Linked DNA regions of Mus musculus: regions 2, 3, 4, 5, 6 and 7 are each linked to region 1. Evidence: chromatin loops called from intact Hi-C (ENCODE). Cell type or tissue: heart. All regions are shown on one strand. Region 1 holds the start of 4930573C15Rik (a long non-coding RNA gene). Region 2 has its middle 7.3 kb from the start of Gm10858. Region 3 overlaps Usp12 (ubiquitin specific peptidase 12). Region 4 overlaps Urad (ureidoimidazoline (2-oxo-4-hydroxy-4-carboxy-5) decarboxylase). Region 5 holds the start of Urad (ureidoimidazoline (2-oxo-4-hydroxy-4-carboxy-5) decarboxylase). Region 6 overlaps Usp12 (ubiquitin specific peptidase 12). Region 7 holds the start of Rasl11a (RAS-like, family 11, member A).

Region 1 (4,000 bases):
CCAGTCACAGGCGCCACTCAGTCTGCAGCTGGCCCAAGTTTATCTCTGACCATCCCCCCGGCAGTTTGAAACATTACAGTTCACTGATAACCAGAAATGACTAAGCGCTAAGGCTGCTCAAATATCACCCCTGTAGCACCAATAAAAAACCCATAACTCCTGGCCTGGCAGAGAACTGTGGCCAGCACGCTGAGGAAGGGATGGTTATATTACCCAACCACGGGTTACAAATGGCTTTGTAATCAGTATCTTCCATACCCAGCTTAGCCCGAGTGGCCCTCAAGCCAGCACAGCCCCGTGGCAGACCAGAGGCCTTCCACTTCCTGGAAAGTGGATGTCTGAGAATTGATCATTCCTGGAGCTAGCTCTCTCAGAGCTCCGTTCCGTCTCCATTCAACCTGATGCTAACGACAGCAGGGTCTGGCTGGCCCCACTTCTACCATAAGTAAGAGAGTCACAGGGCAATGAGAATTTCTCAAGGAATCTGAAGGCCCCCTTCCCCAAACTAGGAAAGGGGCCACATGGCAGCTGGGACAAAGATTGCTGTAATTTTAAAAATGATTTTTATCATTATTTTTATATTATGTGTATGATGAAGGGGTGGTTTTATGTGTACAATTTTATGTGTACGATGAAGGGATGGTTATTTTACGTGTATGAATGTTTGCCTGTATGTGGCTATGCGCAACACATGCATGCAGTACCCAAGGAGGCCAGAAGAGGGCATCAGATTCCCCCTGGATCTGGAGATTAATATGGTTGTGTGCCAACTGAGAGCCAGAAACCCAACCCAGATCCTCTGTGAAAACAGCCAGTGTTTTTAACCACTGAGCCATCTCTCTGGCCCACATTGTTACTGTTTTAAAGAGTGGTGCCTAGGAGACAAACAAACGTAATTAATTTTTAAATCTAGGGCTAAAATGAGATGTGCAGATAGCCACTCCCATTGACCCAGGCCCAAGGGCTGATTGAGTACCTGGGTGAATCTGTCCTATGGCTTTGTTCCATGCTACCAGCAGACAACCAGTCAGTGATATTACTCAGTGGCTAAAAAGGATGGTCTCTCTCTCTCTCTCTCTCTCTCCCTCCCTCCCCCCTCTCTTTCTTTCTTTCTTTCTTTCTTTCTTTCTTTCTTTCTTTCTAAATTGGTGTCATGTGGATAGTAAGATGCACACATTCTAACAGAATGTTGTGTGTGTACATGTTTGTGCATGCAGCAGCCAGACAATCGTTGGTGAAGAGCGTTCCTGTGTCCTGGTGTCCCCATCCCCTTCCCACACTCAGTCAGTCAATCCCCTCAGCCTTTTGCTCCGACAGAAGTATTATCTGAACGTCTAGCGCTGTAGATTTGTGGTATCTGGTTTTAGAAGTTAAATAAACGTATTCACAGCCAGGGTACCCTTAAGTCTCTGGCTTTTTATCATTCAACATTATGTCTTTGATATCTTTGTGTATTGGCTGTGTATAGTGTTTCATTGATGAGTTGTTGTTGTTGCTATTATTATTATTATTATTATTATTATTATTATTATTATTATATTACTACATAAGGTCTTGCTATGTAGTCCAGGCTGACCCAAAATTCACAATCCGTCTGCCTCCCAAGAATTGCCAGGAGTCTGACTAGTCTCACTGTTTGGCCCCTCTAACCCTTACCGTACCCCACCCTCACATACCCACCCCTCCCCCACCATATAAATGATGCCCCGTTCTCCCACTCAAATCAGCACTTAATCTTGTCTATGATCCTGGCACACAGATGATATGACCCTTCCGCCACCCCTAAAGCTCCTCTGCTGGGGGCATCTTGTTTATATGAGGCTCAAGAATGTTGGCAGCGGCAGTAGATTCTGGGAAGCCTGTTGGGAAATGTTTTCCCTGAATGATTTAATCCCCAGCAAGAAACCAAGTTGGCTCTAGGGTCAAAAGCAATGACTATGTTTAGGTCTGAGGTTATTGCAGCGTTCTGCTCTCTCTCTCTCAGAGTGGACAGAGAGAGTTCCACCGCAAAATAGGTCATTGCAGCGTTCTGCTCTCTCTCTCTCTCTCTGTCTCTCTCTCTGTCTCTCTCTCTGTCTCTCTGTCTCTGTCTCTGTCTCTGTCTCTCTCTCTCTCTCTCTCTCTCTCTCTCTCTCTCTCTCTCTCTCTCTCTCTCTCTCAGAGTGGACAGAGAGAGTTCCACCGCAAAATAGAGGCCCAGAAAGTCAATTGGAACCCATGATACACAACACAGTGGCAAGAGATCCCTAGGTCAGGATGCCCGGAGAGCCCAGTGACAAGGACAGAGAGGGCAAGCTGCCCTCAGGGTCCAGGAAGGCGGCTTCCCCATAACCCCGCGCTGTGAGTATGGGAAACTAAAGACTTTTTAACTTTAAAGACAAAGGATGTGTAACTTCTGATAGCAACTCGCAACTGCATGTAACTGCCAAATCAGCCGGTAGGTGGCAGCATAACACCAATCATTCTCCACGGAGCAACCTGACTGGCTAAGAAATAGCTTCTCCCAGCCAAAAGTCAAAAAGACCTGAAGGAGTCTCCAGTGTGGGAGGACGCTTCTCTCCCCGCCACAGCGAGACCCTGATGGACCAAAAGTCTTACAGGAATTATTTTGACTCTTACTTTAACCTTTAGTGAAGACTAGAAATTAGCGCCTCCTCTCTGTTCTTGTCTCCAGACCTCGCGCACCCGCCCCCCCCCCCCCATCCCAGCTCATCAAAACAAAGATCTCTAAGTTAGGGGGGAAAAAACCAACCGTTTGCTATTTAATACTTTTGAGAGTTAATATAGAGCTCTAAGAGGGTAAACGTGAGTGATTCTCTTCTGCAACGAGACACCCCAAAGACATCCCGTTGATATTCAGGATGCTGACGGTTACCGGTTCCCTGGATGCAAGGTCTCAGAACGCAGCAGTTCTGAATCCATCTGTCTGCAATATCCCCAGCCACCAAAGCTAGATCCCTTCCCTTTTAGGTCTCCTGCTCAAAGGGTCGTGTTCAGTACAAGGATTCCAACAAATCCCGGCCTCTACCGTGAGCTCCGGTTTTGACAGTGAGGCGACCAGCTCTGAGGATACACACCACTGTTAATTCCTGCAGTCCACAAGCCAATTCCCGCTCAACGGAATTTTTCTTTTGCCATGGCTTGTTTTATTTTAGGCACCTTCCACAATAAGAAGTAGGATCCTATGGTTGCCTTTCTGCCTTTGTTATCACTTCTGCCTGACTGTGCTAGGCATGTGGCCCGTGGCTGGTCCCAAGGGAAGCACAGTGTGTGTGCGCTTTGTCACAGCTCCGTGAGGGCAGGTGTTAACAATTACCCCTGTTCTACAGAGTCTTCAAAACGAGATTTGCTAGAAGCCACAGAAGCAAGGAGCGCATCTTGTAAGGAAGTCATGGCAACAGGAAGTGTCTGAGGCTGCGGGGAGCAGGTGGGGTCCTGACGGTGTGAGGCCTGAGTCCTCAGCCAGCACCACATCGCCTGTGTGTCAGGAGAAGATTCCCAGTGAGGTTGGTACATGCCCCGACTGTAGAAACAGACTGTGTGGTGAAGAGGGACGTGCCTCAAGCTATGGTGCTTACCCAAGAGCCCAGATGTGGGGTCACCCTGCTGCCTCAGCTATCAGAACCTTAAGGGTTCCCAGTGAAGATGAAAGAAAGACAAATAATAAAGACCATTTGATCCAAGTGCTGAAGATTTTTTACAGATATGCCACTTCAGGTCTCTGCTCAAGGATAAACTATTTCAAAACTCTCTACACTATTTTATGTGGTGTGTGTGTGTGTGTGTGTGTTGCATGTGTATATAAGTACTCTCAGCTGGGGCAGGACATCAGGTGTCATCCTTTGCCACTGTCCATGTTGCGTTGCCCTGAGCTTGCTGCTTCAGCCAGCCTGAGTGTCCAGCACGCTCTCGGGATCTGCACATCTCTACTTATGATTGCTGAGCTCACAGGTATATGCAGCCATGCCCCAGCTGTCTTACGTGGTGGGATTAGGGATAT
Region 2 (4,000 bases), 200 kb after region 1:
TAAAGACACCTGCAATCCTGTCAAACCGAATCTAGTTAGGTGAGAACGGAGCAGGCCTGGAGATTGGGAACCAATGAGGTTTGACTAGGGAGAGAGGACCCTACAGGAGGGAGCTGAGAGACTGACCAGCCAGCGAGGAGTGACTGACTGGCTGTGTGCAAGCTGTAGCTGGGCTACTCTTTGCTTTCTCCCCATCCTGCTGGGTTGGGCTTCTGGCTCCCACCTTGCAACAAACTCTGCAGTACCAGAGCCATTGATGGTAAGTTAGAAGTCAGGACATTTCCATTGAGTGGGGGTTGGGCGGGGGACAAAGAGGGTTTGGAGAAAGGAGAAATAAGGAATGGGGAAATGTCCTTTTCTCCGATCGCTCATAGATAGTATTTATAAACATACTGATTAATATTAAGATCAAGGGTGGCTTTAGGCAGATATTCATATTGATTAATTAGCTTAGGGATATGGGCTGGAGAGATGGCTCAACAGTTAAGAGCACTGACTGCTCTTCTGGAGGCCCTGAGTTCAAATCCCAGCAACCACATGGTGGCTCACAACCATCCGTAATGGGATCTGATGCCCTCTACTGGTGTGTATGAAGTCAGCTACAGTGGACTTATATATAATAATAAATAAATCTTTTTTAAAAATTGTCTTAGGGATATTGAGGCCCAATTTGATTGGACCCGAGGGCCCTTCAAGCCAGGTTTCAGGTGTACGGTTGGGAGGTTTTCTAAGAAGCATCCCAAAGGAATGAGGGTAGGAAAGATACCGTTCCCATGGATAAGAAAGGGGAGTAGAATGTCACTGTAGCTGTGGGCTTCTCCCAACTCAGGGAGGACAAAATGAGGACCAAGCTGTTCAGTGGGTCGTCACCACAACTCAATGGGAGTCAGCTTAGCCTGGAATCAGGACTTTCCCTGAAGCCAAAAGGAAAGGACAAGAACTGGGTTCTCATAGAAGCCCTCATCCATAGGCAACTTTTGGGAATGGACTCGCAAAACCCATGAGGGCCTAGAGGAGTTGTGGGCTTTACGGGCAGCTCCAAAGCGAGAGAGGTAGAAGAGTTGCAGTAGCCCAGCAGGAGTTAAGAAACTGCAGGGTTGCACTTCTGAGGGTGGAATAAACTCAGGATAGGAAGGGTCAAGGTACCCAGTAGGGCCTCAGGAAACTGCACTGAAAGGTCGCAATGACCTAGAGGAGCTGAAGGACAGGCAGCTCCGAAGGGAGAGTGAGAAAAGGTCAGGTAGGGGCGCAGTGGCCCAGGAAGGCCAAGGGAACTGCAGAATTGCAGCTCCAACGGTAGGAGAATGGGGTCAGGAAATGAGGGCCAGCCATAGCCTTAAAGACCATGGCTGGGGTACTTCTGCCTCCAAGAGTCCTAGAGGGGTGCTGGACACTCAACGGTCACTACCTCGGACTCGGGGAAGTGTTTACACAGCCAGAAAGGGAAGCTTATCTAATTGTCACGGGTGGGTGGGGTATTAAGCGATCAGTGAGCCAGAAGCTAAGATCACGGCAGATCAACTGGAGATGAGGGAAGGAGTCCTAGTGTGGCTCAGACCCGAGGTGCTGTGGGCAAAGCACACATAAATATAAATTTTAATCTCTCTCTCTCTCTCTCTCTCTCTCTCTCTCTCTGTGTGTGTGTGTGTGTGTGTGTGTGTGTGTGTGTGTGTGTGTGTGTGACATGTATGGAGGTCAAAGGATGTCTCATCATTTGGTTCATGACTGATGAACTCATCAGACTTCGCTGCAAGACCTGTGCCCACTGAGCTATCTCACCAGCCCAATTCTAGGTTGTTGTTGTTTTCTGCTTCTTGCCACAGAAGGAAATACTGCAGTTGCAGACAGTTTTCAGGGCTCGAACTACATCCTTTGCACCCAGATAGAGAATGTCCAGTTGTATATAAGCCAGTAACTCGAATGCAAGAGTCACCCGGGGCCTAAGTGTGAGCTCACATGGGAGGCTCAGATGAGAGATGCAGAAATAGTGATTCATGTATTTGTCGCCTTAGAATTAGATATCCTCCTGCCTCCACCTCCCAAGTGCTGAGATTAAAGGTGTGCACCACCACACAGGATTCTTGGCAAATACTTCTAGATGAAGACGTTTTAGAAGTTTGCACATCCTCTTGGGTAACGAGGATGGTGGCCATTTTTTGAGACAATAGCACCACCTGGTGGCTTCACCCAACTGGCCTAGCTTACATTATATAGCACATGCTACTTCAGGGCTCTTCGCATTTTTAGTTGCCCTGTACTGCAGTGGCGGATGGGATTCTGTGAGTTCGAGGCCAGGGGTTCGAGGCCAGCCTGGTCTCTATAGCGAATTCCAGGGCAGCCAGAGCTACACAGCCAAACAAATGAATAAATGTAGTTCTTGTGCTGGGGTCAAGGGTACTCACTGCCCCTGTAGTTTGTTTCCCAGAAGCCACATGGAGTAGCTCACAACTTCCTGTAACTTCGAAGCAGCGGATATCAACCTTCCTAAGGCTGCGACCCTTTAATACACTTCCTTCATGTTGTGGTGACCCCCAACTGTAAAATTACTTCATTGCTACTTCATAACTGTAGTTTTGCTACTGTCATGAATCATAATGTAAATGTCTGATATGCAGGGTGTCTGATATGCGGCCCCTGTCAAAAGGTCGGTTTGCATGCAAAGGGGTGGAGACCTACAGGTTGAGAAATGCCGTTCCAAAGGCTCCGTCTCTGCCACTTCTAGCCTAAGAGACAGACATTTTTAAAAAAATTAGCTCATAATTTTAAAAGTAACCTGTGACTTCATTCCTCTGTAATTAAACCACAACTCTGGAAATATTACTTTATTTTTTCCATTAGAGTTTCATCTTCTGCAGAGCAGTCTTTTCTTAAAGATCTGGCTTGAAATTCCCTCTCAGCAACATAACCAGAACACACTTTCTCCTCCGCCGTATTTTATGGAATGTCCCAAACACACATTTCAGGGTTTTTGTTTTTTGTTTGTTGTTGTTGGTTTTTTGAGACAGGGTTTCTCTGTGTAGCCCTGGCTGTCCTGGAACTCACTCTGTAGACCAGGCTGGCCTCGAACTCAGAAATCCGCCTGCCTCTGCCTTCCAAGTGCTGGGCTTAAAGACGTGCACCACCACTGCCCGGCACATTTCAGGGTTTTGCCTACACAAATTACCTGTTCAATTTAGCTCCCATGCCCTTACTCTGTCCCCATAACACTGTGAGGTCACCCCTTCCTCAAGGATACTCCCAGAAGCCCTTCCTTGCACCTGCTGGCTCCTCAGGGTTAGGCAGTAACCTCCACCTCCCCCCACTCCCCGCACCCCAGGAGAGCTGTCCATAAAAACAAAACAAACAAAAACCCCATCATATCATGGTGGCTTCGCTTCGAACAGCACAGCCCTTCAACTACTGAGAGTCCTACCATTTATAGCCTGCATTGCTCTCTGCCTTGTTGGGAGCCAGGGCCCTCCTCCCCTGTGTGTGGAATGAACAACATCATAGGTAATGCATTGTGTTTTGGAGGCTAACTTTTAAAGGTTCATTTACGTAGTATCAGCGGCTGTCAGCAGATGGCGCCAGATCCCAAGGGATGAAGTGTCATTTCTCGAGGTGAACCTCGGGTTTAGCAGAGAGCTGGGCAGGGAAGGGGCTGCTTCCAACTGCTTCCGGTTGGTTTTAAGGATAAGTCAGTGGTCTCTGGGGGGTGATCATGTCCTGACTTCTGCTGTTGGAGGTCACGGTTTGTTTCGCCCCTCCCCCCCTACCGCCCCCAATCCTGTGGGCCATTATCACTTTAACATCCTTTACTGCGTCATTTCGAGGGATCTGCATGGGACTTCTCACCCTTTGGTTAGTGGTTAGACTCTAGCGGTACTGGACAGTTGATTTCTAGGTACAGACCCGACTGAGCTAGGCGGGATATCCTGTCCTCAGGATGCCCAGATTTGGATGGGGGATGTCCCAGAATCCTCCACTGCCATATACCTGTTCCTGGGCCCCAGACCCAGAG
Region 3 (4,000 bases), 87 kb after region 1:
CAGGCTTGGGGAGCGGGGCAGAAAACAGGCTTATAGAATACACAGCCCAAAGCTCAGCTTCTTGGGTCTCCAGTCCATGATCCCATAACTGAACTAGGGACAGCTGTGACAAACTGGACAAGCTTCAAGGGTTTGTGAATGAACAATCACCCAAAATTAATTCCAAAATCAAACATCAGGCTTCATTAGAAAGCAAGCTAATGAAGACACATTGCAAAAAAAAAAAAAAAGAAAGAAAGAAAGAAAGAAAGAAAAAACAAAAAAAACCTAAGGACTATGGCTCCCAAGTTCTCTCCTCTGCCTCCACATAAATGAATTTTGATTTGGATCAGGACAGAACATCTAAGAGTTTCTTAAATGTCCCTAAACGTCCTTCTGGCATTTCTCACTACATGTTTTATGGGAAACAGTTTCTCACCAGAGACATAAAAGTCAAACTATCAATCCTGATGACTGCAGAAAGGAAGCACTCCAAGAATGGAGGAGCCTACCTTTAATTTCATCGCTCGATTGACAAGTGGAAGCAGGAGATTCAGGAGTTCTCCAAACACAGAAAGGAGTAAGGGGGTGGAGAGCAGGAGGGACACAGAGGAAAGGAAGGCAAGGCAGTGACCTGCTCATTTCTCCATGTTCCTTCAGATAAAGCCTAAGTTTTAGGGCTGTCCCCCTCCTTTCTGGAATGATGCTAAGCTGCATGCCCACACACGCATACTAGCCCAGCAGCAAGAAAAGGCAAGGGAACCAGCTTTACCTGAGATGGCTGCAATAAGTGCTTTATAGTTTCCACGTCAGAGTCCAGTACAACCTAGCACCTACCTTGTGGCTTTCACTTCACTCACACCCACACTCACTCTCGCGCACACACACGCACACCTCCTGCCAGGCAAGCAGCCAAGCCAGTGCCATCTCAAGCTGAGAAGCCGCTCACCTCCTTGTTTCTGCTCTATCCAATCTCCCTCCCAATAAGTCTTTCCCAACCAGGACTCCCACAACCAGAGACAGCGGCCAGCTTCAGCCAGTGCTACAAACTCCCAGTGGGCAGCCCTGGTCTCCGGAAGACATCCTGGACACCTGGATTAGCTGCGGGCTGCTGCTGATTTCCAACCAGGACCCTCTGCTGTTCGCTGATTACTAAGTACAGAACTCAGCAGTTCATGAACCACACTGCACCAGGCTGTGAGAACAGTAATCTCCCGTAAGGAGCAGCCGCACACCAAGCTGAAGGTGTACTAGAGTGGCCAGTAGGGAACCGATTCTGGAGGCACGCTCACGACAGTCTGAAGACAGGCACTCTCTGAGCCAGGCCACAACACCAAGACAAACACATCACACTCATTTTCACACAAAGGCAGAACAGTGATCTGAATCAAGGCCTGATCTGAATCAAGATCTAAATTCAAAATATTGAAGACTTATTTGTAATCTATTTCACCCAATAAAGCTACTGCAGGTTTGCTCTGCACCTTATTTTGACAAGTGAAAAAATTATGTAAACTTCCATACTTAACAGAATAAAATTTCAATTCATCAAGTGTTTCTCTGTTTCTGACCTGCTGACGCATCCATTTCTGAGTCCCCTTCCCTCCACTGTTCCACAGCTTCACTCAGCCTTCCCTCCCTCTACTTCAAACTCACCTTGTGAGTAAATGAAGGCCTCTCTGCACTGTATGAAGATGTTAATGCTCCAATCAAATGGCATAAATAAATGGTAAGTTTTTCACTAAACCCCTCAGTCTAAACCTGGTGTAATGGTGCATGCCTGATATCTCAGTGACTGGAAAGTAGAGGCAGGAGAATCATGAGTTCAAGGCCAGCCACCACTACATACCAAATTCAAACTCAGCGTGACCTACAGAAGACCCTGTTTCAAAACTGCAGCAAAGGTGGAAATCAAGCAAACAAACAACCCCCCCACCATGAACTACTGAAAGGTAAGGGGGACCATAGACAGCACAGTACTCCCGAGATCACAAAAGTCCTGTGCAACTGTCTAAGGCAGGGTGTTGTTCAGGTCACGTGACCTGCTGAAGAGAGTTACTCGCTGGACAGTTCACATTCCAAGCAAAACAGAACCTACAAGCAGGCTGTTTCTCATTTTCACTTTCAATTCATTCTCAGAAGATGGACAGCAAGCTCCCTTACACTCAAAACTGCAAATCACTCTGATGCTCAGAACCTACTCCGGGAGGGTAGTAGGATTTATTCAAGTAAGAACACAGACACGCCCAATCTTAATAGCACCTTTCTAACAGTCTCACTCTGGCCAGGCATGGATGCCTATGCATTTGCCAAAAAGCATACACACACCATGTGCAATTACCGGACCCGGGCAGAAGCCCTAAGGAGAGTGAGCTTGGGAGTGGACATCAGCCTCTCTCTGGATAGAGAACCCTGGCAGGGCTCTGTCCTCTGCTGCTCTTTTCTGGGGTTGTTTTGTGGATGTTAGGTTTTTTGGGGGGTTGGGGGAAGTGGGGGGGGGTGTTTGTTTGGTTTGGAAACAGGGTTTCTCTGGCTGTCCTGGAACTCACTTTGTAGACCAGGCTGGCTTCAAACTCAGAGATCTGCTTGTCTCTGCCTTGAGAGTGCCACAACCCACCACGCCCTTTGTTGCTCTTATTTGATTGTGCTACATTATTACATACATGAGTATTGTCTCCCTCAAGTAGTAGTAAACACAAGAAAGTGGGCATTATCTTTGGTTAGGGAGGGTCAGTTCTTTTGACAGGAGGTCTTAGCTACACTTGCCTGGAAAGTGTGATCTTTCTACACCCAAAGTCCTGGGCTAGAAGCATGCCATAAAAAGCCCTGCTGTGGCAACTGTCTGGATCACTGCTGTAGCCCCAGTTCCAGTCAGCTGGTGCTAGATGGATACTTGACTAAACTGAGTGAATGAACAGACTACAGGAATCACACCACTCCTGAAACCTTCGACTTTGTCAATGAACCATGACCCCAAAATACACGGAGCTCAGCAATCTGGCAAAATTATCACTATGAAAGATTCGATTATCCCATGTGGCATGTCTAATTAGCACAACCAATCCCAGTAACTGTAAACACAGCCCCCTTCTCAACCCCAGGAAAGAAGAATTACCCACGTGGGAAAATGGAGCCTTCAGTGATTCCATAATCTTCCGACTTTTTTGATGCTGTGGATTTTAAGTCCACTTATTCCACCCCTTTTTTTAATACTGTTCCACAGAAAGTAGCACAGAGTCCACTTTTCCTACCTGATTCTCCACTCCTTACACACACACACACACACACTCACACACAACCACAGATCACTTGCAGGTGGAAGATGGTTTGGAGAATCTCCTAGATACAACCCAGAACACAAAAACGGAGATGAAGCAGGTGCAGGTCTTTGGTAAATAACTCCAGACCCACACTGCAAAGAGTAACTTTTTTCATTGATTCATAAATCACAATCTCTACGGCGAAGTTCATAAAGGAGGTAATGGATTTGCTTTATCACGTGGGAAGCCGTGGTGCTTCTGGCAATGCACAAAAACACGTTTGGAACCCACCCGCGCGCGTTTCGTTTTTTTCGGGGGAATCTGTGTACTTCAACCCCACACAGCGGTGTCTGCTCTATTAAAATAAACAAATGACAGGAAAGCGAATGCAGCTTTTCAAGATTAACACAGATTCCCAGAGACAAGGCTGCCATCTGGACGGACACAGGTTGGAAGCCGCAAGAGTTCCTATCGCTTCAGAGAGTTGAAAATAAGAAAACATTTCAACAGCACTCTTAAAAGTTTCCACCTTCACACGCCCCCTTCCCGAGCCAGGGCCTGGGGCTCCACCTAACCCGAGGAGGAACTCCGCCAGGACTTCCGTCTTCCAGTAGGATCGAGACCCTTCCTTCCTGCCGCAGACCCCCGCCCTGCCCCGCGCAGGGCCCCAAGGAAATGCCGCGTCCCTTCCCCTGGCACAATCCCCTCGCTTCCCGGTACCAGTCCCCAGTTTAAAGTCCCGGCTCCAGCCTCCAACCTCA
Region 4 (4,000 bases), 610 kb after region 1:
CTTTCTCCTACTGACTTCAGAACCCAAAAGAGCCCAAGTGGACAAAAGCTTTTGTTCATGGAGGCCTTGAAAGCCTAGCTATGGTGTAGCACCGGGGTTTCTAATGCCAACACCAGGGGGTTCTTGGGTGTTCTGGCACACTGTGTCTTTTAAGCACCCTAAAGAACGAAATGGAATTCTAGGGATCAATAAGATCTCAAATGTGGCCAGAAGGACAGCTCTCCGTAAAAAGGAAGGGCCCTCACACCTAACTTACTATAACTGGTTTCCCCACAACCTGGCACCAAATGTCCAAGCAGTTCATGTTAGTAGGAAGTCCACGAAAGTGGAACCACAAGGTATAACTGCCAGCCCCCATCCCCCATCTTCACTAAGCAGGTGTCTATCTTTGGCAGTGGGAATAAGTGAAGCTTTGTTGGAAATGGGAAATAATTCAAACGTCCTTTAGTAAATGTATCTCAATACCCCACAAAGAGGAAAATCCCTTTTAAACATGGTGCAGCCCTCGCTTCCTCAAATGTAGCCCCCCCCCGCCCCATCCCCCCTCCCCAATAACAAGATGGGGAAAAAAAGCATTTGCAAAAGCTAACTCATGGCTAGAGTCTCATAGAAGGGACTCTAGCTCCAGAGGAATCCTGGACAGTTTCTTCTGACCTCCTTGGATACCGAAGCACAAAAACAAGTGACAAACGCACTCATAAATAAAAATAAAAAATAAAAAATATTTTAAAAACGGACATTCACTGAGGACTCAGAAAACAAACGTGAGATCATCGGCCCTAGGTCACAGGTGTACCCTTCCCTTTAAACCCACAGCCCCCCCCCCAACATAAGGGACAGTCAGGCCACCAATCCCAGTCTTCCAACACCATTGTTTCTGACTCCCCTTTCATGGGTACCCTGACTCTAGGCCACCCAGAGTTGGGAGTTCTCTTCTGTACTGTAGCTTGTAGCCGGGCTTTTCCGTGTGGTGCGAAAATGTGAGTGTTAAATTCCCCACCCAGGGGGCCAGGGGCTGGTGGTGCCACGCCAGGACCTGAGCAGGGTTGCCCCACATCTACCCAATTCCAGGATGGACACACAGCTGGGGCTGCTGCAGGGGAGTCAGGCATCTCTTTGCTACTAAAAGACTGCACACCCCCAATCTAGCCTCTCTTATTCTGAGTTTCAAACAGCCCCCCCCCCCGAATCCCCTCCCTAAGGGGGATCCAATTGTTCTACTGTACGTCCTCCCGGGCACTCCAAGCTGTCAATGAAGTAGTTATAGGTGGGATTCTAGGAAATGGGGAGGTCTTTTCTCTCACTGTCCCTCACCAGCCTCCCAGCGCGCATGGGTGGAGCTTGAAGCCAGAGAGCGCTGCCTAGCAGTGTCCCACAAACCTTCTTGCCCTTACATCTCTCTTCTCACTCTTCCTAGGGTTTATCTTCACTCTTGAAAGCATCGCCTGGGTTAATGTTCACCCAACAGTGAGATGTGTTTTCTACTCTTGCAGAGAGGACAAGAGGAGGGGAAAGAAAAGTGGCCCAGAATAGGGTAGAGCAAAGGGCAGGGGGGAAAAAAAAGACACTAAATTAGTGGAACCGAAATTTACACACACACACACACACACACACACACACACACACACACCCCTTTCAGTTGAACTCTGGGATGGTAACCTACTCAGAAGAAACAAAGGTGGTTTGCCCAGCCAAAGACCCCACCTTCACTGCTCCAAATCATGATGCCTTGGGTACTGCCGGGGATAGCATCTACCTACAGGCCCACAGCAAGGGCCTTTGCTAGTCCCCACCAACACAGTATCTCCTTTAAGGTACCCTAGCTGTGCCCTTTAATCCCAGCGGGAGGCTGGACACTGTGGATGGCCAGCCTGCATTCCTGAGTCTCCCTACTTGGGTGGCCCAACACCGCACAGTCTCCAGTCCCTCACCCACCTCTTAAACTTTTTGTGGAAATTCTGATCTCTCCAGCTATGCCACTGGGTGTCATAACTACAGAGTAGACGTAGGGTGGGTGTTAGTTACAGAGAACGCAGGACACAGGTGTCTGCACATAGGAGATTTGCGCTCTTTCAGAATCCATAGGAGAAGGGCAGGGTAGGCAACAGCGCCCCCTGGGCAAGAGGCAACTGCCCATTGCCCTGTCATATGCTCCCAGTCCTGACACAATGGACCATCTGTGTTTCCTAGCAAAGACCAGTTCCTTTACCAGCGTTCTTCTTGCTAAAAATTTACTCCGTTATTTTAAAAGGAGCTCTTTTACATATTTATTTTATTTTAATTTTTGTGTGTGTTTATACATGTGTGTGAATGTAAGCATGTTCACGCACATGCCTAGCGCCCATGAATGACTGGTTGTGAGTCCTGGGTGTAGGTGCTGGGAGCTGAAGTAACTCAGATCCTCTGCAAGAGCAGTAGTTGCTCTTCTTAGCCACAGTGTCGTTTTTTTGGCGGCAGGGTCTCATCTAGCCAAGGCCAGCCTTGAACTCCCAGATCTTCCTCCAAAGTGTTAGAATTATGAATAAGCTCTACCACACTGGGTTTCCATCTGTGGTCTCTTTGTTTTGAACTATGTACACGTGTGTGTGTGTGTGTGTGTGTGTGTGTGCGCGCGCGCGCGCGTGTGAAAGAAAGAGAGGTGAGTGCATTGTAGTCAAGAGACATTTGACCCCATGAGCTGAACTTCCAGGTCGTTTAGAGCTACAGTGTGGGTTCTGGGAATTGAACTGGGATCCCCTGCAAGAGCAGTAGGTGCCCTTAGTCACTGAGCCATCTTTCTAGCTCCTGATTCTGGTGTTTTGAGTTCACTTGTATTGTTCTCTTCTCAGACTTCACTTCTACAACCTCATGTATGCACACACGCCCACGCGTGCACACATGCATGTACACACACTGGGAAGTTACCTAGCATTCCTTGATTTTGATCTCCCTCAGGCAAACCCACCTCCTAAATCTTGTTGACTTCAGTTTGAACTCTACAGCAAGGATCCAGCAGCTTCTCTCTAAGCCCCCTCCCCTAAACCACAGTCCAAACAACCTCTCCTCTCACCTTTAACGGCTGGCTGCAGTAGCATCCTGACCCATCTCCCTGTGCCTACGCAGCTTCTATACAGCTTTCCCCCAAAAGTCCACACAATGGTATTGGTATGGCAAAGGTACACACACACACACACCCCTGGGGGAGGGGCATATTATTTGCTAGAGACAAAGACAGAGAGACAGAGGGTGAAGAAAGAGATACAAGCAGCCGGGAGTGGTGGCGCATGCCTTTAATCCCAGGCAGAGGCAGGCAGATTCCTGAGTTCGAGGCCAGCCTGGTCTACAAAGTGAGTTCCAGGACAGCCAAGGCTACACAGAGAAACCCTGTCTCAAAAAACAAAACAAAACAAAACAAAACAAAGAAAAAAAAGAGATACAAGCAGAGACAGAGAGACACAATGGAGAGATACGGGCAGAGTGAAGAGACAGGGAACCAGAAAGAAAGATAGAGAAATTGAGAAGGGGGGGCGGGGGTGGAGTGGGGCAGAGAGGGAGGGGGGAGAAGGAGAGAAGGAGGAGAGGGAGAGAGAAGTTTTATTGCTGTTGGTTTGGAGATGTAGCTTAGTATGTTGTTTCCCCAACCCAGTCTTTGACTTTGGACACAAATCAGTACTGAGTTTCCACCTTTCTTCCTCTACCAGGACTGTTGCCTCTGCTTGAAGCAGAGAGAATAACTGGCTGGAGCTTTAAGGAGGGCTTGAGCCCAATCTTAATCCTGTACTGCCATCTACTGGCCATTACACATCATAGCTTAACCTAAATGGAAGGTCAGCTCCAGTTTGCCTCCAAATATTCAATTTTCAGTTCTGTGAAAGGAAGGAAGTATTTTGTTTGGCAAGACAGGGTTTCTCTGTGTAGTCCCAGCTGTCCTAGAACACACTCTGTAGACAAGGCTGGCCTCAGACTCACAGAAATCCACCCGCCTCTATTTTTCAAGTGCTGTGATTTAAAATATGAGGCA
Region 5 (4,000 bases), 620 kb after region 1:
GCCATACTGAACGCAGCTGCGAGTGCCTGCTCTGTCCTGAGACCACCCTCCTGACCGAAGACTAAGAACAGTCTCAAGGGCAGGTGACTCCTACCCTCTGACTTTGTTCCCCAAGGGCATGTCGGGTTTATTCTCAGAACCCATAGTAGCCTATGAACAGGGACTATGTACCTTTGGACCTTCGGCCGCTGTGCCATCCTGAATAAACCTCTACCCCCTCTTCTCCCCACCCTGTGGCCCACTCTCCCCAGAAAACATTGCTTTGCTCCCATTTTACTTCTCTCTGCAAAGAGTCTTGGGATCTAAATGAATGCATCCTTGTCTGGTCCAAACCGGCCCTTTTTTTTTGAAAATCGCTCAGCGCTTCCCGTTCCTCTCTGGGGTCCCTGGGAGGTCCTCGCTATCCTCTCTTTCATCCAGGGCATTGCCAAAGTGGGCCTTCAGCTTCTGAGTCACCAAGGCCTTTGCCCTGTTCCCATTCTTGACCTCCAATAGCCCTGGCCGTCCTGGAACTCGCTCTAGATCAGGCTGGTCTCGACCTCAGAGATTGTCCTCCCTCTGCCTCCGCTGTCCTCGGCCATCCATGCTACCTTGCCCATCCCGCCCCCATGTTCTTGTGTCCACCTTCAAGAGACTAGCGTTTGAAAGGATGTCTACTGATCCTTCTAATAATCCCGGCTAAATAACTGAGTAAGGAGGCTAAAGTAATCTAAAATATTTTTATATACAATATTGAAAATGACTTCGCGCACACGGTCCTGAAGTCTTACCTGATCTCGGGAGAGCATCAATAAAGGCAAAAAAGTGATTTTCTAAGTCTTCCAAGCCAGAGAATGGACGCTGGGACCAGACAGCAGCGGCAATCAGAGGGCATTTCTCAACAATGTTCCCAAACACATCCACAAATTCTCCGAAGTCCATGGAATTGACCTTCACCATGTCCATGGCTGATCCTGGACTGGAGGCAGTGTTCTGCCCTGCCTGTGGTCCGCTCTCATCGAGCGAGTGAGCTAATTCCTCCTCATGGGTTGTGTTTGCTGAACACACATGCTGGCCCTGTGCAAGGGCAGCTGACCCTGGTTTAAATATCTCTGGGAGGAGCTTATCCAGAACGGTCCTGCGATGAGAAACACAGGTTTAACTGTTTTGTTGGTGGTAGGGGTAATATGTGTGCTGGAGACAGAACCCAGGGTCTCACGCATGCTCGAGGAGCACCCGAATACTGAGCTATCCGCCACCTCCGCTTAAGGCTATGATCAGGAGAGCAGAGACTTCTGCAGAAAGAATGATTCCACCCGAGGCATTGCCATAACAAGAGGTGGCGGCGGTGGCCGTATGTAATGAGACAGACACTTGGTGCCATTACCATCTTGTCTGTGTGCACGTATGCTTTTACCTGCATGTAATCTGTGTACCACATGCAGACCAAACAGGTGGCCCTGTGACCTGCCTGGATTACCAGGACAGTGTCCTCAGGGACAACCCTGGTTCTGTCCCCAGCACCCACACGGTAACTCACAAGCACCTCATCTGTCCTTGCTGTTGCTCTAGAGCACAGGCACTGCGTTTTAATCTTTCTTTGAACTCTAAATGCTTAACACCACATAGACTTAATTAGTGTAAACAGAACAGGGTAAGGTGCCTCTGGTGGAGTGTGCTATCTTCTCTCGTTTAAAAAAATATTTTTTTAATTAGGTGTATTTTGTATGTGTACAAGCGTGTGTGTGTGTGTGTGTGTGTGTGTGTGTGTTTGTGCCCAAGAAGAGAGGGTTGAATCTGCCTTCCAGGTTCTCACCTTGAGTTCTTGGCTTGGATTCTTTCAACAACAGCCTATAAACTATAAACTGAAACAAACCTTTGCCTTCCCTAGATTGTTTTTGGTAAGTGTTTTATCACAGCAGCAGTTTATCTAAGGCTGTTACTGGTGGTGTTCTTCACGGGGTAGGGGTGGGGTGGGGGATGGAGGGGGGAGCGGGGAGGGGAAACAGCCTAGAAAAGATTAGAAAGACCACAGACCACAGCAAGGGGGTGGGGTAGGGGCATGCGCCACAAAGAGAGGCGCCCCTGCCCTAGTGTGTGGGAAGGAGAGGGGCTCTGATCTCAGGAGAACTCAGTGTGGGACTAGGAACAAGCACGAAAAGCGCTCATTATCGCGAGTCCAGAAACGATTGCACCCTGGACAAATTCTCCCCAAAGACGCCTTGTTTTCCTTTCGCCCAATATTTGCCCTTCTAGGTACCAAGGGGCAGTAACAAGTCAAACCTGGTGTTTGACACTCTGTTTCGGAAACTGTGGTGCTCGGGCGCCCCCTGCTGGTACAATCACTATAAAGCACTGCTTGAAGGGGTGGCCTTAGCCTACAGGCTAAAGGATGTTAAAGGGGGTGAAACCTTGTAAAGTTTTCCCCATCCGTATTGGCATGTCAGCCGGTGATGTCATTATACAGGTCTGGACAACTATGTTGGTGAGATTAGACCGGTGAGACTTCCCTATTCCTGTCTAAAAGGCACTATCTAGCAGCAGACATTCTGGTCGTCTCTGGCTCCCCCCCCCCCCATGTTATTGTTGTTGTTGTTGTTGTTGTTGTTGTTGTTGTTGTTCAAGACAGGGTTTCTCTGTATAGCCCTGGCTGTCCTGGAATTCACTTTGTAGACCAGGCTGGCCTCGGACTCAGAAATCGGCCTGCCTCTGCCTCCCAAGTGCTGGGATTAAAGGCGGGCACCACCACCGCCCGGCGTATTTATTATTTTTTAATGATTTATTCTTTTATGTGCATTGGTGTCTTGCCTGAATGTGTGTCTGTTACAGACAGTTCTAATTATTCACTCTACATCCCAATCACAGGCTCCCCTCACATGACCTCTCTCACCATTCCTCTAACCCCACCCCTACATCCTACTCTTAAAATCTTTCCACAGCCTCAGTCCTGATGTTCCCTGGGCTTTGAGTGTAGGGATTGCATTGTAGACTTACCAGTTGGGGCTGAGCATGCCACAGTCACCTAGTCTCTGCATGATGACCATGTGTAAAGGCAATCGAGGCTGAGAGAGAGAGAATCGGCATTCGGTGGAGAGCCCCGTGTTAGGCTATCCAATCCCGAGTGTCAGCCCTAACGACATGATCACAAGAACAACACTAAATGGGCCCACTAGGGTGTGTGTGTGTGTGTGTGTGTGTGTGTGTGTGTGTGTGTGTAAAACAGTAATTATGGAAGATGTTAGTCATGAACTTGATAAGCAGTTGTGGGAAGCATAGGGGGAGTTAGAAGGGAAAGAAAGGGGGGTAGATTTCAAATTTCTGAAAAAAAATTTTTTTAAAGGGAAGACATGGCAAGTAGTACCCTAGTTATGGCCCAGCAGGCTGCCTCTTGTGGTATAGTCAATAAACTTTTCCTAAGAAAGAAAAGAAGGTCTGGAGAGATGGATCACCAGCTGTTTGTCTTAGTCCATGGTTTCTATTCCTGCACAAAACATCATGACCAAGAAGCAAGTTGGGGAGGAAAGGGTTTATTCAGCTTACACTTCCACACTGCTGTTCATCAACAAAGGAAGTCAGGACTGGAACTCAAGCAGGTCAGGAAACAGGAGCTGATGCAGAGGCCATGGAGGGATGTTACTTACTGGCTTGCTTCCCCTGGTTTGCTCAGCCTGCTCTCTTTTTTTTTTTTTTTTTTTTTTTTTTTTTTTTGGTTTTTCGAGACAGGGTTTCTCTGTATAGCCCTAGCTGTCCTGGAACTCACTTTGTAGACCAGGCTGGCCTCGAACTCAGAAATCCACCTGCCTCTGCCTCCCAAGTGCTGGGATTAAAGGCGTGCGCCACCACGCCCGGCTTTCAGCCTGCTCTCTTATAGAACCCAAGACCACCAGCCCAGGGATGGCACCACCCACAAAGGGCCCTCCCCACCTTGATCACTAATTGAGAAAATGCCTTACAGCTGGATCTCATGGAGGCATTTCCTCAACTGAAGCTCCTTTCTCTGTGATAACTCCAGCTGTATCAA
Region 6 (4,000 bases), 78 kb after region 1:
AATAAATCCTTAAAAAAAACTTCACTGTGAAAGGAAGAATTGGCCTGTCTGTACCCACAGCCCGGTCTCATACCACGAGTCTTAAGCCAATACAAGAGTTGCTGGAACAAACGGGCTCTGAGGAGCTGAGCATAAGACATAAGACTGCTTATTTCTACATCTTTTGCACTCAACAATCTTTAATAAGACCACAATTTCGTCAAAACCACCCAAATACACCAGGATCATAGGGGAAAAGGGTGATTTATACTCTCCAAACTCTTTTAAAATTACTGAAAAAAGTTAAGGATATTGAGGGGAAAAGAAAAAAAAAAAAAAAAACACGCACCCACACTCTATCAGAAATCTGATAGCAACACTCCACAATCAATGCAAGCCCTTATCAGAACTCCAGCCAATTGTTTAGACATTGATAAGCTGCTTCTAAAACCCATGCAGAATTAACACGAGACCCAGAAGAGTCAACTGTGATCATGAGAAGAACAAAGTCTGAGAACCCCCACTTCCTGATTTCAAAGCACCCATAATCAAAGCAGTAACACTAGAGGAAAGCCACGTGAGCAAGTCAAGGAACCAGAGCTGAGGTTTCAGCTGCAGTGGAGGCACTGGCCTGTCACCCGGCATCTGTGACGTCATCCTCTACTTAAGTTTGAAGACAGCCTTGACACTGTTTCAAAAACACGGAACAACACAGAAGCCAAGATCCCAGCTATAAACCCGCATATTCCTCCATTTCTGTTTGCTTTCAGCAAGGGTGCTAAGGCCATCCAATGGAAAATAGGCTGTGCGTGTGTGCGCATGCGTGTGTGGTGGGAAAGTGTGAACTACACCACACACGTGTAAAGGACAGAGCAGAGTCAGTTCTCACCTTTACAAAGGCACAAACAACTCAAAGCCATCAATGAACACACAGATAAAACATGTGACGTAAGTACAGTAGAAAACAAATCCATTAAAGGTGACAGAATACGGGTACATCTTGTAGCACAGAGGGACCCTGAAAATGATACCAAGGGCAGAGAGTCCGTCACAATAGGCACAGATAATATGCAAATGGTAGCTGTCTGGAAGGGAGGAGAGTGGGAAAGGAGGTGCAGATGGCTGCTGAAGGGGAGGAATACCTTCTGAGATGGAGAAATGCCCGACAACTGACGTGAATATGCTAAACCACTCAACTGTATCTGAATGTTTTAAGAGCTGGGCCTGGTGACACAGACTTGTAAGGCTTGTAATCCTGACTAGTATAGGTTGAGGCAGGAGAGTGGTAAATTCAAGGCCAGCTTTGCCAACTCAGACCTTGCTCAAAATAAAACAGTAGGAAGAAGGCTGGATTTGGGGGTTGGGTGGCAGACATAAGAATCAGGAGTCCAAGGCCATCCTCAGCAGCACATAGACTTCTCGGCCAGCATAGGTTACACACAAGACCCTGCCTTTAAAAAGAACTAATAAAGACGCCCGTCCCAGATGCGTGTAGGAGATGTAACACTGTGGGAGAGTGCAGTACGAGGAAGGCAGAAGGGCTAGCTAGGATCAATACACCGACCGTCCAATGAGGCGCTACAGCCAATGTATGTAAGGCTTACTGTGTCCAAACTCAAATACGGTTTTACTCTTCAATATAAACTTAGCTGTGTCCACACGGTGCAGCTCCTCAGTTATATAGACCCTAGAAGTGACTGAAAGTTCCATGAACTCTAGACTCGAAAATGGGGTTGACAAGAGTAGCCCCCTTGCTTCCAACATGAGAAGCTTTCCATCACCCACAAGCTGGCCCCCCACAAACTCACTCTTGGGGAGCACCCACCGGTCAACACTGTGGTGAGAGCCGAGGCTCGCCTCGAAGTGTGGCCGGCCACATGTACCTAGTGAACATGAAGCACTCTCGGCCTTATCCGGCTCACACACACACACACATCTGGTGGTTTTCCTCTCGCCCCCTCAGTATGTTTTTCCCCTTGTCCTCTCATATTCTGCTGAATTTCTTCTAGACTTATGAGGAAAATGAGAAAAATTAAGTTGCTAACCGTCCCTATTTTTGCCTCATCCTAGCCAGTAGCTTTACTGAGATTCCAAATCTAATCCTAACAGTCCGTTGTAAAATTAGAGAGACATGAGGAGCCCCTTACTCCTGCTGGCTGAAAATATCTCAACCTTTAGAAGCATGCCTGCAGTCGAACGCCTGCCGTCCGTCCATGTAGAGCACGTCCGGAAGCTCTCCCTGGACCGGCCTGCCCTCTTCTGTCTCACTGGCTCACCTGCACTCTTGGACGGTAGCCTTCAAGATGGCCCTCCAGCCACCTTACAGTCCCAGTCACCAGACAGTGCTGCTGCATGCCTTTAACCTGGCACTAGGGAGGCGTTCCAGGCCAGCCTGGGCTACACAGAGAAACCCTGTCTCAAAGCAACAAGTAAAACAGTTCAAAACACTGTTTTAGATTTACTTTTACTTTATTTTATAAGTATGAGTGTTTTGTGGCGTGTATGTGTGTGTACCGTGTGTGAACCTAGTGCCCTTGGAGGGAAAAAAAAAATCACTGGATGCCACAGAACTGGGGCTCTGGGACGTTATGGAGGTGCTGGGGACCGAACCCAGGCCTCTTGAAAGAGCAGCCAGTGCTCTCAACGAGAGCCATCTCTCCAGCCCCTATGAAAACATTTTTAATGTTTTAAATCCTTTGTGTAATGCACCATCAAAAGCCACAAACTATGTATAGTTGTGGCTAAGACATTTCAATGTGGCTCTCCTCCCTTAACATGGATTCAGTCTGTATCAAAGCGTTTCCTTAGTACATTCTAGCTCTCTCTTGACGGTGATTTGTTCTAAAGTTCTTTAATCAGTGTAAACCAACAGCCCCAGCTTCCGGAGGAGCGAAGCCTCGGTGCTTCGTCACCCAGAGGGGCTCCAGGGAACTAAATTCTCTCTTCTGGCGTCTGTGGGCACCTGCACACATTAAAACAGACACACGTATATAAAAACAAAATCTTTAATTTAGAAAATAACAGTAGTGGTGGCGCACGCCTTTAATCCCAGCACTTGGTAAGCAGAGGCAGGTGGATCTTTGAGTTTGGGGCCAGCCTGGTCTACAGAAGGAGGGAGTTCCAGGACAGCCAGGGCAAGCTACACAGAGAGACTGTGCTGGGAATCCCAGCTTCACCTGAGCAGAGCAACTGGACAGAATGGGGGAGAACGGTCTGAAGAGGCACAGCTGTGTCTCCAGCTGCCACCGCCCCTCATGAGATTTCAAAGTGAAAACTGCAGCCAGACCCCGCTGTATACGTACGACCCACTCCATCCACCTCATGACCCCTCAAGATCCAGAGTTTGCATTTGCTTACAGATTCTGGAAGCCGCCTCCCTCAGGAGAGACTGTTCTGCTGAGACTAAGCATGGTATCAGGACTCAAGGAACCTCATTTGTAATACTTGTAAAAGAGCTCAAACACTCCGCCCATCCTACATGAGCCCGTGCTACAGTCCTCAGAACACACTACGGTAGCAGGAAAGAAAAGCCCACCCCCAACCCGTGTCACACTCTAATCCCCAGAGTATGTAAATACCATGCTACAGGGCAAGGGGAAATTAAGGTTGCATAAGGGCTTAAAGTTGCTAAAATCAAATGGCCTTGGTTTGGAGATTACCCTGGATTATCCAAATGGGCCTCCCCCCAACCCCCAAGTGTCAATGACTGACAGGAAACTAGTATCTGAGGGATGTAAGAGTGACCAGACACTGCGACCTAAAGACACAGAAGCTGAGGTCAGGGAACATGAGAAACCTCTAAGGTAGAAAAGGCAAAACAAAACAAAACAAAAAATTGAGCTCCCCAGACCCTCCAAAAGAATAATCTCTTTAACACCCATTTCAAAGTTCTGGCGTCCAGAGTGCACAGTAAGAAACGGGTTGCTGTGAGCATACAGATGTGGCTAGAACTGTGCTGTTTATAGGAGCCACTGGAAATTAATGTATACACAAATGTTTTGGTTTGTTGTAAACATTACAT
Region 7 (4,000 bases), 140 kb after region 1:
TTAAACGTAAACAGCCACAACCGACGGGACAGGTTGGGGTCAAGGAGGAGTCACAGAACCTGGCTTGGGCTACTTCGTGTATGGAAGCCCATTTATTGGCATGTTCGACAGCAAAACTAGACCTAGTTGTCTGTCACTTTCTACGTGCTAGCCCTTTTCCAATATGGCTTGCTGCTCTGACCTTAAAGGGCTAAAGCATCATTTCTCCACCTTCTGAACTCATGCTGGCATCAGGGTTTGCTTTGGTCAACAGAGTGCACCAGGAATGATGGGTTCTGCCCTAGAGCCACCCAGCCTCCAGAGGTCTTGTCTACTTTCCCTCACCGTCTTGGGGCTCTGCTCTGCCACTCTGGGGACAAGCCTTGCCAAACTCCCCAATGAGCCAAACTTGAGTGAGTTGGTGATGGAGCAACTCAGCCTATTTCCCTAGGGCTCATAACTTCTCAGTTATGGCCTCAGAGAGCTCAATCAAGCTTGTCAGAGCCTGGCATAGATTAGGAAGAACAGGAGTATGTGGCATCGGGGGCAGTGTCTGGGGAAAAAGGGGAGGGAGGGGGGCTGAAGAGATGGCTCAGCTGTTAAAAGCACTGGCTGCTCTTCCAGAGGTCCTGAGTTCAATTCCCAGCAACCACATAATGGCTCACAACCATTTATAATGGGATCTGATGCCCACTTCTGGCATGCAGGTGTACATGCAGATAGAATACCCATGAAAGTAAATAAATCTTTTGAAAGAAAAGTCTGTTGGAGCGAGCCATTGAGTTCTGTGTGATTTGTCATGCCGTTCAAGCTACCTGATAAAACTAAGAAGGAAAAAGGGAAAGAATGAGGGTAGGACTGTCTAGACAATTGGGCAGATGAGACTAAAACACAGCCTTGTCATGGTGGCATCCAAGAACAAGGCCATGTTTATCTTCTGGGCCCTTCTCCCCACGCCCTATCCTGAGTTCCACCATGTACCTACCAGGAAATCTTTGAATAGTAAGGTAGGTCCAGGCCCCAAGTGTGTTGCTCATTGAATTTGAGTAAATCTGTTCACAGCAGAAAGGGGCTGTGTTTGGATGCTGAGCTGTGGGCATGACTGCCCCCTAAGGGAGTTCACAGGGAAGTGACTGCAATTACCTTGATTCATACTCAATTAGTTAATTAGGAACCTTGCCCTGGCTCTACCCATTTCCTCAGTGATGTCACCCCTCAGGACCCTTTTAAATTTTTTAGTTGTTTATATTTGAGACCGGGTTTTACGTAGTCCAAACTGGCCTTGAACTCAAACCCTCTATGTGACCAAGAATAACCTTAAACTTCTGACCCTCCTGCCTCTACCCGCTAAGCGCTAGGATAGCATGCCAGTGTGCCACCACACTCAGTGTACAGGATGCTGAAGATCAAAATCAGGGTTCTCATTAGGACTGTTTGACAAAGACACAAAAAGGGATCTCTTTCCCATTGTCCTAGAAACATCCAGCCAATTGAAACTTTTGCTCTTTCGGTGGCTCAGATTCATGCTCTAGGCTGGTGCTCCAGACTGGAGGCTGCCTCCAGGACACGGCAAATACAATTTGAGCAAAGGCCTCCCCTGGGCTGCACCGGGAGGAACCCGCGCAGCTGGGCGGGCAGAGCGCGTCAGGCAGCCTTGAGGAGCGCACGCCCGCGGGTGACAGTCCCCTGCTCGGGCGCTGCTCCCACCCTTCCAGGAAGGGGCGGGGAAAAGGAGGCGCCAGAGGCAGCCACCGCGCTCCCGGAGCTCTTTAAAATCCAAGAGCCTGGGCAGCACCGCTGGCCGCGCCACATCCCGGCGCTGTTGTGTCCGCGCGTATCCAGGCGGCTCTCGTGCAACGCGGTCTCGGGACGCGCCCATGCGGCCGCTCACCATGTCTGGGCACTTTCTGCTGGCCCCCATCCCGGAGTCCTCCTCTGACTACCTCCTGCCCAAGGACATCAAGCTGGCCGTGCTGGGAGCGGGTTGTGTGGGCAAGAGCGGTAAGTGGGACAAAGGCGCGCAAAGCCGCCCAGGGACAGCGGAGGGTCTTCACCCGCAGGGATGCCGGGATGCCGGGATGCCGGGATGCAGGAAGACCCCTGCCTGTTGCTTCAGAGGTCCATTTCTGAGCTCTGGACGGGGTTGGTGCCTGTTGAGTGTCGCTCTAGTCCGGTCCATCACATTCCGCGGGGAAAGGCACTCCGCGGTGGCGGGGCTTTGTCCCGGGAACCTGGGGGGACGCGTGCTGTTCCTTTGAGGGCCCAGTTTGGAACAGCTTGACCCACTTCTTCAGCTGATTTTCCTACTTTATTTTTTCAGCAATGATTGTGCGCTTCTTGACCAAGAGATTCATCGGCGACTACGAACCCAACACAGGCAAGAATGTTTCCGTGCTTCCTGGCTCTTGTACTTGTATCTCTTTGCCCTCCCCACCCCTCTCTCTTTATTTTGCTCATGGGGCCGTGGGAACTTAGATGCAAATTCCTCTTCGTTGTACAGGCAAACTGTATTCGAGACTCGTCTATGTGGAGGGGGACCAGCTATCCCTACAGATCCAGGACACTCCGGGAGGCATTCAGGTAAGGACTGTCAGGAGGGTATGTGGTGCAGGCTGAGGTGTTTGGCTCCAGGATCTCAGTGAGATGTCTCAGCATGCCCAATATGTAGGTGTGGGCACACAAGGTGTGCTGAGGGTTGGGATGTTGGATGCCCTCCTAGGTGGCAAGAAATGGTTGATTAGAACTAGTTTCCTCTTAAATGCTAATTATAATTAGTTAATTATTTTAAAGATTGCTGTGTAGCCCTGGCTGGTTTGTAGTTCAGGTTTGCTTGGACTCCTTATAATCTTTGATGCCTCAGCCTCCCAAGTGTTGGGATTACAGGCTGAGCCACCCCCTCCCAGCAGTAGCCCTGACTGACCACTGGTGCCCGAGCTGCCTAGGCGGGCGGGCATTGACACTTTCAGAGCACATCCTGGGACAATCTAAAAACCACAGCCTTGGAACTAAGGGTCCAGTTCAGTAGTAAGGATTCCTGGGTTCCAGCACCACACTGAAAAAAGCATGGAGTAGGTGGGATTCTGGAGGGAGTGGGGTTTGCGTCCTGGCTAGGGCTGTCCCCCTCTCCCCCCCCCAAAAAAAGCTAGGGAATGTTTTCTCAAGCCAGTAATTGCAATCAGATAACCTTTTGGCTATCACTGTGGAATGCAACTTAACTAATTGCTCAGCCCTTCTAGGGAGGAAAAGGTTGAGTGGAGAGCCCAGAGAATGGAATTTGTTTCTGCAACATTCTCAAGAAGTTGACTGCTAAAAATATTTTTTTATGGGCTTGGGAATAGATATTTATGTTGGGCTGTTTCCAGGGTTTTGTTTGTTATGAATTAGTTCCCTGAAAACGAAGCCGTTCTGGTCTGTAATTATTCTTAAGTGGTTAGAGTTCACTGGAGACTGCCTGTGGAAAAAGTAGGTTACCAGTCTACATCCAGGCCAGCTCAGAAAATAATCCAGGTTGAGCACTTGTCTGAGGCTTTCTGCAGAAAGCCTCTTGTAGAAGCTAGGGAGAGCCAGACAGCAATACTCAGTGATCTCTCTGTCCAGTGTTCCTACAGGGGCTACTCCGGTGTCATGTTTGAGCTTCTTTGACCAGATTCCATTTTGTTTTTTCCCAGGCCCAAGACAGCCTCAGTCAAATGGTGGATTCTCTGACCAAAAGTGTGCACTGGGCAGAGGGCTTTCTGCTGGTTTATTCCATAACAGACTATGAGAGCTACCAATCCATCCGGCCCCTTTACCAGCACATCCGGAAGGTCCACCCTGATGGAAAAGCCCCCATCTTCATCGTGGGAAACAAAGGAGACCTTTTGCATGCCCGGCAGGTGCAGACACACGAAGGCCTTCAGCTAGCTAATGAGCTGGGCAGTCTCTTCCTTGAAATTTCTACTAGTGAGAACTACGAAGACGTCTGTGATGTGTTCCAACATCTCTGCAAAGAAGTGATCAAGGTGCACAGACTCGGTGGGGA

What was found. A loop is a pair of places that touch in the nucleus more often than their neighbours do. Peaks named below come from ENCODE experiments on the same cell type or tissue, not always from the same donor. Only the 100,000 strongest peaks of a DNase experiment are listed, where the experiment ranks them.
Region 2: it touches region 1 in a loop (11-fold over the local background); 40 of 42 quality-filtered maps call a loop at or near these places.
Region 3: a loop joins it to region 1, with 4 times the contacts of the local background. A loop is called at or near these places in 7 of 42 quality-filtered maps.
Region 4: it touches region 1 in a loop (10-fold over the local background); 30 of 42 quality-filtered maps call a loop at or near these places.
Region 5: a loop joins it to region 1, with 3 times the contacts of the local background. A loop is called at or near these places in 29 of 42 quality-filtered maps.
Region 6: it touches region 1 in a loop (2.5-fold over the local background); 5 of 42 quality-filtered maps call a loop at or near these places.
Region 7: it touches region 1 in a loop (7-fold over the local background); 14 of 42 quality-filtered maps call a loop at or near these places.

The regions. Positions count from the first base shown.
Region 1 is chr5:146,703,743-146,707,742 of GRCm38, forward strand. 4930573C15Rik (a long non-coding RNA gene) reads left to right here and starts at 95. Exons shown (of 2, transcript XR_868703.2): 1 at 95-445; 2 at 3,330-3,754. In heart, CTCF peaks have their summits at 717 (motif pointing right) and 2,430 (motif pointing right); a DNase peak (open chromatin) is centred at 2,339; H3K27ac peaks cover 2,401 bases.
Region 2 is chr5:146,902,423-146,906,422 of GRCm38, forward strand. No RefSeq gene overlaps it. Among named protein-coding and RNA genes, the nearest start is that of Gm10858, 7.3 kb to the left of the region's middle. In heart, CTCF peaks have their summits at 2,177 (motif pointing left) and 3,565 (motif pointing right); a DNase peak (open chromatin) is centred at 3,639; H3K4me3 peaks cover 351 bases.
Region 3 is chr5:146,790,277-146,794,276 of GRCm38, forward strand. All of the region lies in intron 1 of Usp12 (ubiquitin specific peptidase 12), which reads right to left. Among named protein-coding and RNA genes, the nearest start is that of Usp12, 2.7 kb to the right of the region's middle. In heart, no CTCF peak of the experiment used is centred here; DNase peaks (open chromatin) are centred at 2,025 and 2,305; H3K4me3 peaks cover 1,281 bases; H3K27ac peaks cover 559 bases.
Region 4 is chr5:147,316,113-147,320,112 of GRCm38, forward strand. The region is part of intron 1 of Urad (ureidoimidazoline (2-oxo-4-hydroxy-4-carboxy-5) decarboxylase); the gene reads right to left. Among named protein-coding and RNA genes, the nearest start is that of Urad, 4.3 kb to the right of the region's middle. In heart, CTCF peaks have their summits at 2,148 and 3,776 (motif pointing left); no DNase peak of the experiment used is centred here; H3K27me3 peaks cover 3,337 bases.
Region 5 is chr5:147,321,387-147,325,386 of GRCm38, forward strand. It overlaps Urad (ureidoimidazoline (2-oxo-4-hydroxy-4-carboxy-5) decarboxylase), which reads right to left and starts at 1,054. Exons shown (of 2, transcript NM_001039678.2): 1 at 771-1,054. The coding sequence starts at 945. In heart, a CTCF peak has its summit at 2,318 (motif pointing left); no DNase peak of the experiment used is centred here; H3K27me3 peaks cover 2,202 bases.
Region 6 is chr5:146,781,258-146,785,257 of GRCm38, forward strand. The region is part of intron 1 of Usp12 (ubiquitin specific peptidase 12); the gene reads right to left. Among named protein-coding and RNA genes, the nearest start is that of Usp12, 12 kb to the right of the region's middle. In heart, a CTCF peak has its summit at 2,239 (motif pointing left); a DNase peak (open chromatin) is centred at 584; H3K4me3 peaks cover 191 bases.
Region 7 is chr5:146,843,361-146,847,360 of GRCm38, forward strand. It overlaps Rasl11a (RAS-like, family 11, member A), which reads left to right and starts at 1,711. Exons shown (of 4, transcript NM_026864.1): 1 at 1,711-1,980; 2 at 2,300-2,356; 3 at 2,480-2,559; 4 at 3,648-4,000. The coding sequence starts at 1,857. In heart, CTCF peaks have their summits at 1,086 and 1,800; a DNase peak (open chromatin) is centred at 1,761; H3K4me3 peaks cover 2,001 bases; H3K27ac peaks cover 1,631 bases.